Linked DNA regions of Homo sapiens: region 2 is linked to region 1. The links are chromatin contacts, found by Hi-C or POLR2A ChIA-PET in ENCODE. All regions are on one chromosome and are shown on one strand. Each heading gives the region's core, a stretch centred on a gene start or an enhancer-like site at or near the end of the contact. The rest is flanking DNA. Distances are from core to core; before and after follow the strand shown.

Region 1 (4,371 bases), core at 614-3,113:
GTGGGTGGATGGATGGATGGATGGATGGATGGATGGGTGGATGGGTGGATGGGTGTATGGGTGGATGGATGGATAGATCAATATATCAATTGACAGGCAGGCAGGCAGACACATCCAGTTGGTTCCCTTTCTCTGGAAAACCCTGACTAATACAGTAACCTAATTTGTTTCTATTTCAACTTGGTTCTCAGGTCCTGGCTCTAAAAATCAAATAAATTATAAACTATTAGATTGTTTGCTGTATCTGGCCTTAGATGAGTCAATAAAATATATAGTCAGTCATTTTTTACTCCTTTCTCTTGTTCATATTATCAAGTCCATTTGGTCACTGCTTGGAAAATTCTTGAATCTGCTTTGGGTTTTTGTTTTTATTTTTGTTTCCACGTCAGTTAAAGTCTGGTAGTGTTTTGCATGCCCAGTATCACTTCCCCTTCTGGAATTAGCACTCTGCAGTTGGCCTTTGAGAAACCACCCTTGTAGTCAGCCCATGTGGTTCAGATACAGTTGGCCTTACTTTGTGGTTGTAGGGTGGGTTTATCACAAGTCCTGGCCTTTGAGAATGTAGCATCTCACTAGCCTTAATGAATGTTAGAAGGGTGGATGTATGACTAGCCAGGTCAATCAAAGCCAATCAACTTCAGGCTTACTGAGACTAGAGAAGAAGTGATGCTTTTTTTCAATGAGGGTTGCTAAGTTTACAGGTTTAAGACCAGGCCTACTGGTGGCTAATCTTGGCACTAAGTGAGAATCTGCCTTAGAATGTAAACAACATACGTGAAAGTGGAAGCCAGAGACCAAGATAGATAGAATTTGGGTATCTCGATCCAGTTATGTCTGAAGTCAAACCTGGAATTTTCAGTTATGTGAGTCAATAATTTTGTCTTTTTGCACGATTGACCATTAAGTGAATACAAGGTAATGACTAGATGGAAAGTTAGCTCTACTCATTTGAGGATAAAAGATCAAGGGTAGAATGGCCTGTTTGAAACTCATGCCCTTGGGAACTTTTATCTTCTTTTTTTTTTTTTTTTTTTTTTTTTGAGACAGTCTCGCTCTGTCGCCCAGGCTGGAGTGCAGTGGTGCGATCTCGGCTCACTGCAAGCTCCGCCTCCCGGGTTCACACCATTCTCCTGCCTCAGCCTCCCAAGTAGCTGGGACTACAGGCGCCCAGCACCACGCCCGGCTAATTTTTGTATTTTTAGTAGAGACAGGGTTTCACCGTGTTAACCAGGATGATCTCGATCTCCTGACCTTGTGATCTGCCCACCTCAGCCTCCCATAGTGCTGGGATTATAGGCGTGAGCCACTGCACCCGGCCAGGAACTTTTATATCTTTTAAGGAGAGCAAACAGCTGTGACTTACCCCCACATCTTCAATCCTGCCCTGCAAAATCTTCTCATACCATTCTCATGGACCTTAACCTCCTTTAGACAAATGTAGCATGGCCTATGGTAATTTACCATGAGGGTCTGACATTCTGTAATAACAATAAGGCACTTGTAATTAAGTTACCAATTTAGGGTATTTGTATTGGTGTTACTTGCTTTTAAAGTGCTTAGCATGTTTGAAAATTGGAACTTGGACTTCTCACCCTCCAGAACTGTAAGAATTAAATTTCTGTTGTTCATAAGCTAAACAGAGAATACTTGGATAATTTTCTCTGTCATCCTATGTTTCATAGCTAGAACTCAATCCTAGGTCAAATGAATATAAATTTTTAATAGCTGTATCTGAATTAAATAACTTGTCAGGCAGTTAAAGGCATATCATTGACTTAAATTTGTGGTTTATAACACTGCTAGCAAAATGAAGTTAAAGCATCAACAGCTCCTGTTCTTCTTCCCTTTTACCCTTACAGGACTCTCAGTTCTGTGGTGTGAAAGAGGGGAAGGTGAAACTGGTTCCTGCCAAACAAAAGGGAACTCAGCACACACCTCAACATTTTCTATATGTCATTTCCAGAAATAATGATGCCAAAAAAAAAATCAAATGCATAATGACTTTCTGATACTTGACAGTGTATTTTATAAAGCTGGATATTCTTAATCATTTGTGATACAGGGATATTTAAATGCTTTCATCTTTTTTGATATTTTAGTGTATTGACATTTTTTAACTTTTTTTCAGTTGAAATTACATAAAAATATAGAGTATATTTGGTTAGACGTTCATAGGTTCACCTATTTCTGAGGTTCCTGCTTCAAAACATCTTTATGGTGATATCGACTTTCTTGAAAAAATACACAGTTCTAAAATTGGATAAATTTAGAGAAATAATTTGGTTTGCTAAACCTTGGCTATTAGCCAAAATTTGGGTGAAAATAAAGTAGGACACTTTAGAAAATGAAATTGTTTTTATACTTTATATGTTAGTCCTTTTAGGCTGCTATAATGAAATGTCATAGACTGGATAGCATACAATCCACAGGAATTTGTTCCCCACAGCTCTGGAGGCTGGGAAGTCCAAGATCAAGATGCCACCAAATTCAGTGTCTAGTGAGGGCACTTCCTGGTTCATAAACAATGTCTCTTTGCTATAAACCTCTCACAGTGGGAGGGGCAGGAGATCTTTCGGGAGCCTCTTTTATAAAGGCACTAATCCCATTCATGAAGGCTCTGTCACCATAAGCTAATCATCTCCCAAAGACCCCACCTCCTAATACCATCACTGTTGGCGTGAGGATTTCAATATATGAATTTTGGGGGAACAAACATTCAGACCCTAGCAGATATTACCACATTTCTTTATTCCACCTTTCCTAATAAGTGGCTATTTTTATCATTTCACAGATGAGGAAACTGAGAGCTAAAGAATTTAGATAACTTGCCTAGGGTCACATAGTTTATCAGTGGAAGAGAAGGGAATCTAAATAGATTGTTTGACGCCAAAGTTCCAATGCTGGTGGATATTTTTCTATTCTTCTTTGACCATTCATCTTATACATGTGAAATTCTTTCTGTTCAGGATTCATTGAAGCTATGTGATTCTGATGACTTAGGTATTATTGCAGTTTGGTTACTTAAGGTGTGTCCTGGAAGTAAAGATTTTGCCCACTTCCATGCCCACCACTCAGCCAGCTCCATAAACATGGATGGAATATGTTTCTCAGCCAATTCTAACATGTCTTTCTGTTTTCGTTCTGAGAAGTCACAGTGAAGAAGGTGTACACTTAGTGACAACAACAGCTATTTATTGTGTGTTTGGATACATAATCGAATTGTACTTTTGTCCTAACTCTTAAAAAGCCTTTGTATCATTGTTCTACCATAAAGACACGACACATGCATGTGTATGCTCATTGCAGCGCTATTCACATTAGCAAAGACATGGAATAAATCTAGATGCCCATCAACAGTGTACTGGATGAAGAAGTGTATTGGGACATATACATGATGGAATACTATGCAGCCATAAAAACAACAAAAAGAAGTGTACTGGGACATACACACGATGGAATACTATGCAGCCATAAAAACAACAGTATCATGCCCTTTGCAGCAACATAGATACAGCTGGTGGCCATTATCCTAAGTGAATTAACACAGGAACAGAAAAGCAAATACCACATGTTCCCACTTATAAGTGGGAGCTAAACATTGAGGACACGTGGACACAAAGAGGGGAACAATAGACACCAGAACCTACTTGAGGTTGGAAGGTGGGAGGAGGATGAGGATCAAAAAACTATCAGGTACTATTATAGACTACCTGGGTGACAAAGATTTGTACACCAAACCCCAACAACATACGATTTACCCATGTAACAAACCTGCACATGTATCATGCGAACCAAAAATAAAAGTTGGAAGGAAAAAATTAAAAAAAAAAAAAAAAAAAAAAAAGTCTTTTGTATCCATCTCCATTGAATGATACCCATCTGTCCAGAAGAGGGCGATATTTTACTACAAACTTCCAGTGAAGCGCTCAACCACTTTGAACAAAAACTATACATTTAGAAAATGAGTATCTTAAGGTAGAGTTGGAGGAGTGCCATTTGTTCAAGTGCTTTTGGGATAAAACGTTTCTTCTAAATATTATGGGAAGAAGAGCAAAATTTCCTCCTTCTTACCCTCCTTCTTATATAGATTGTTCTTTCAATTTGAAATCAAATATTCTACTAAAATACAGTTAAAGTGGAATATTCCAAAACTAGTCCATACTTCAATTATAAGTACTTATAATCCAGAGGAAAGAGCATGGACCTAGGTGTCAGGTGAACCTGAGTCTGAATGCTGTCTCCACTACTTGCTGGCTTTGGGACTTCAGACAAGTTATTTGTTTTCTAGAGGCCTCCATTCCCTTGCATATAAAATGTGGATAGCAATACCTACATTATAGAGATGTATAAACATTAAATGTGTCAGGTTAA
Region 2 (4,371 bases), core at 761-3,260, 130 kb after region 1:
TCTTATTCACTTATTACTTCTAGCAGTTGTTTTGTAAATTCCTTAGAATTTTCTACAATGACAACCCTGTCATCTGCAGAAATGGACAATTTTACTTCTTTGTCTCCAATCTTCACTCCTTTTATTTCTTTTGTGTGTGTGTGTGTTTATTACACCATGGAGGACCTTCATAACAATGGTAAATAGCAGTATCAATCCAAGAATCCTTATCTTGTTTCTGATCTTAGTGTGAAAGCATTCAATATTTGCCATCAGTTGTGATGTTAAGTGTAGGACTGTAGTCTTTTATTAAACTGATGAAGCTTTCTACTCCTGGTTGCTGAAAGTTTTTATTATGAATAATATTGAGTCTTTTTGAATGCTTTTTCTGTATCTATTAAAATGGTCACATAGTTTTCCTCTTTTATCCTGTTAATAGGATGAATTAGATAGATTTTTTTTTCACTTTACACCCATCTTGTATTCCTGGTATAAATCCACATTGATCATAATCTATTAACCTTTCTATATGTTGTTGGATTTGATTTGCTAACCTTCCGGAAAGTATTTTAGTTTCTGCTCATGAGGCATGTTATTCTGTAATTTTTTTGGTAACACATTTTTGTTAGGTTTTGGTATTAATGTCATGCTGGCTATAAAACATGTTGGGAAGCATTTCGTCTTCAAATTTCGGAAAGATTTTCTGTAAGATTTCATTACTTCTTCTTTGAATGTTTAAATGTTGATATCTACGGTGGACGGTAGCTCGGATCTCAGTTTAGACACTTTCAATCTGCCCCTACATGCATGACTCAGGGTCCAGAGACTTTGTAGAATATACACAAAGAATTTGGTGTTTCTCTTATTTAGCTCTCTCTTTTTTTCCCCTAGGATTCCCCCTCACTCTGTGGTGGCTCTGGTTACTCTGAGCGTTTTCAAATGGTTTCTCCTGCCCAAAAGAGTATGGGCTGTCTGTCAGAATTTTAGCCATATCATGAAACCGTTTTACTAAACTGTGGCTACCCTCCAGAAACCAACAGAAATGAAAAACTTCATTGGAGTTGCTTCCTCTAAGTTTCAACTCCCCTCCAAAAACCTACTTGCTTCTGTGCACCTCCAAAGCCCTTGGGTAGTTATTTTATTTGTTATTTATAGTTATTTGCAGGAGACTTAGTTTGTTAGGAGCTTATTCCTCCATAACTAAAAGAGAAACCCACAGTAACTTTTGTATTAAGTTCGAAACCAATAACTATATATTGTTTAGATGTGTGTATTATAAGAAGCATCTAAATAAGCAAAAGAATGAAAAAAACAAAATTCAGATTAATGTATACCTGGAAAAAGAAGGCAGGAGATAAGAAACGAGAAAGCACATAGATAAACACAAATTATTGTCAATGTTCTAGTAATCAGGCTCTCTGTGGGTTAATGGATGTTCACTACATTACTCATAAATGGAAAAATAACATGATGATAACAAAGGCTAGGCACAGACCAATGATGGCAATGCATCATAAACAAAGGATTTTGATTAATTTACTTCTATCCATCTAAAAACAAATGTTGTCAGTATCCCCATCTTGTTCCTGGACTCCTGAAAAGGCTCTAAACCAACAAGATTCTGAGACGCTGTAGTCACAGGGTCTATGAAATGGCTAAGGATTTATGAGATTCATTTATAGGTAAAATTTATGAACCATTCAAATTTAGGCATGTCTTAGACACGTGGTTAATAACAACGAAACACCTTAAATAACGTTGTCGTTTTGAACGGAAGAAGGAGGAAAACCATGCCTGTGTGTAGTGTTGTGGGTTTTTTGTTGCTGTTCACAATATGAGCAGGCTGTTTGACAGAGAAAAAAGTTCTTGATGCTTTAGAAGAAAGGAACAACAAGAAAAGACATTGAACTCAAGAATATTGAAGCAGTCTCAAAGCAGGAGAAAACTTCAGCTTGCATGCCTAAAAGCTTATCCACATGTCAAGGGCCGTGGGACATTTTCCCAGAGGGCCTGGACAAGAAGCCTCCCTGGTCTTCTTATCCTAAACTAGGCTGAATGGAACACCAGGGAATATGCTGGAGGGAGGGAGATCACACTGGCCAAAAGGGTGGAAAAAGTGATGCAATCAGAGAGCTCTTTCCCATCTCTAATTTTATGACTCTAAAAAGGAAAGAGAATTCAAACCACTTCAAAATAAGGTCACCGGAGACCTGACGTAGATGACTGGATCTGTTGAAAAATAAGTTTATAAAGATGCATTTTTCTGGTTGATAATTACATATAATGTCAAAAGATATCTCCACTTAGCTACTGCTTCATATCAAATATACAGTAAAATTTTAAACTAAAGCAGAATAATCTCTAGCAATTGAGAAGAGTAGGGGGAGAATCTACAAACAATAACACTGAAAAGTAAGGCTTCCCTCCCCAGCAACCAAAAGCTTGACAAATAAATCATGCCTGTTGTTTCATTGCTCAGGATATTTAAAATAGTGTAAGCAGAAAAGTCTCTTCCACCTGCTTGCTACAAGGTTTGATTTTGAGGATAGTGTACTCCCAAAGACATACCTCTAAAGGAAAAAAAAATACCATTTGATTTTCTTTCCATTTTTAAAATCTGATATCACTAATAATAAATTTTATGTATTTTTCCTAAGTCAAAGAGAGAAATACCTTATTAGTAGCTGTCTGTTGCTTACACTGAAACAGCCATAAGAACATATTTTAAAAGCTATGCCTTATAAAAGTGCCTTTTTTAGAAAATAAAAAAAAGAGAGAGAGACTGAGAAATTTGCTAATTGCTCTCAAATTCAAATCTCCAATCAACTGAACACAATTGTAAGTAAATAGGGCCTCTTTGGGGGAAGGTAATCCTAATTATGTGGCAAGCTACAGGGACACCCAAGTTTATGTCAGTAGCAGATTCTGATAAGATATGCACCAAAGGAATCATGTCTGGACTGTTTCAACTGGGAGGGTGTTGGTGTAATGTTGGTGTTTAGCTGTGATCTAGAGATCAGCAAAGGTCAGGCTGGACAAAACAGCGCCTAATGAAGCTTCTCGTGTTTGGGGTGAAAGAGCCACAAAGCCTTTCAAATTAGCAGCTGAATCCTGACACTCATTAGTGATTATATATGCAAGGGCTGCATCTTCAGCCCCAACCAGTGAAACAGCCTAGACGCTCTGCATACACACAAAAGAAATAAAGTACGTACAAACATAAAGAACTAGAACCTTTTAAATGCCTTTCCCTTCACATTCTGACATTTTCTTTTCTTTCTTTTTTTTAAATATTAATGACAGGACTGCAGTGTGCTTACCTTCCAATTTCATGTTAAAATAATTACCATCGCCGTGACTAAAATGAGACTTTCAGTTTTTTATTTTAATCAAGGAAGGTCTAGTCAGAAATTGCTCTGCTAAGTTCTGTACAAGACATAATACACTCTTGTTAACTAACAAAGCCAATAAATCAAGCTGAAGCACTTATTAAACTATCTCACAGGACTAAATTTATCACTGATGACAAATTTAATTTGGAGTTTTGAGACTTTGCTCCTTGCATATACTTCAACAGATTTTTTGGAGGGGGCAGCTATTTCACAAGTAATGAATGCTAAATTTACTTGAAATTTTTAGAGATGTAAAAGACAACTTCCAATAAAAACTGTGTTCTTCCTAGAGTGTCGCTATCACTAGAAAAAAGTTATGCATTTCAATTCCTTTCCAGTGACGCTATCCTTTGCACATTAGAGTTAGGAGAATTTTTTAAATGGTGATAATGAGCATTTTACAAAGCAATTTATAACTATCACTCAGTTAGCCCACACTCTATCTCCACAGGTAGGTCAGTTTTTGTCCCTTGATAATGAAGATAAGAAAATTGAGATACAGAGTTTTCCCTACATAACAGGTAGAATAATTTTAATCTGTGGCAAGGTCATTTGGCACAAGGGAGGGTGGAAAGGAAAAAGTGAGGAAATGCACAAAATTGTATTGGGTCTTCTTACAGTAGCTAATACTGTAGCTAAAAGAATGATATTCCCACTTTAAGAATCAAAAGAATTACATTTCAAATCCACATAAAATTTTATTAATAGGCGACCTTTCCTTGACACCATGCTTCTAGACTATAATATGAATAATGCCTTATTTTCTGTTCCAGTCAACTGCACCGTGCAGTTTATTATACACCACAGCCAGGTTACATAAGTTATATTTTCCATAAACTTTTCCTCCTCCTGAAACATCACTCTACAACTCCACACTAGCATTTTCCTGTTGTCTTTTCAAACAGTATTTTCCTTCTTGACAGTGCAATCAGCGTATAAAAACCAAATTTCACCATCTGGTCCCGTTTAAAGCAAACCGAGCAGCCTGAACCACAGCCTG

The links. A loop is a pair of places that touch in the nucleus more often than their neighbours do. ChIA-PET counts read pairs that join two places held with the same protein, here RNA polymerase II (POLR2A). Pooled maps may share reads with other maps.
Region 2: a loop to region 1 is called in a map of heart left ventricle, with 4 times the contacts of the local background. The contact joins two enhancer-like sites. A Hi-C loop is called at or near these places in 2 of 168 maps with a recorded cell type or tissue (CD14-positive monocyte and heart left ventricle) and 1 of 50 pooled maps. POLR2A ChIA-PET finds 5 or more read pairs at or near these places in 1 of 52 experiments (T-cell).

Annotation. Positions count from the first base shown.
Region 1 is chr11:30,342,393-30,346,763 of GRCh38, forward strand. No RefSeq gene overlaps it. Among named protein-coding and RNA genes, the nearest start is that of ARL14EP, 21 kb to the left of the region's middle. RefSeq lists a silencer at 576-625. Within about 2 kb of position 1,864, at least 3 of the 41 ENCODE cell types and tissues checked have a DNase peak (open chromatin) inside an H3K27ac peak, as active enhancers do.
Region 2 is chr11:30,477,086-30,481,456 of GRCh38, forward strand. The region is part of intron 4 of MPPED2 (metallophosphoesterase domain containing 2); the gene reads right to left. Among named protein-coding and RNA genes, the nearest start is that of MPPED2-AS1, 100 kb to the right of the region's middle. Within about 2 kb of position 2,011, at least 8 of the 41 ENCODE cell types and tissues checked have a DNase peak (open chromatin) inside an H3K27ac peak, as active enhancers do.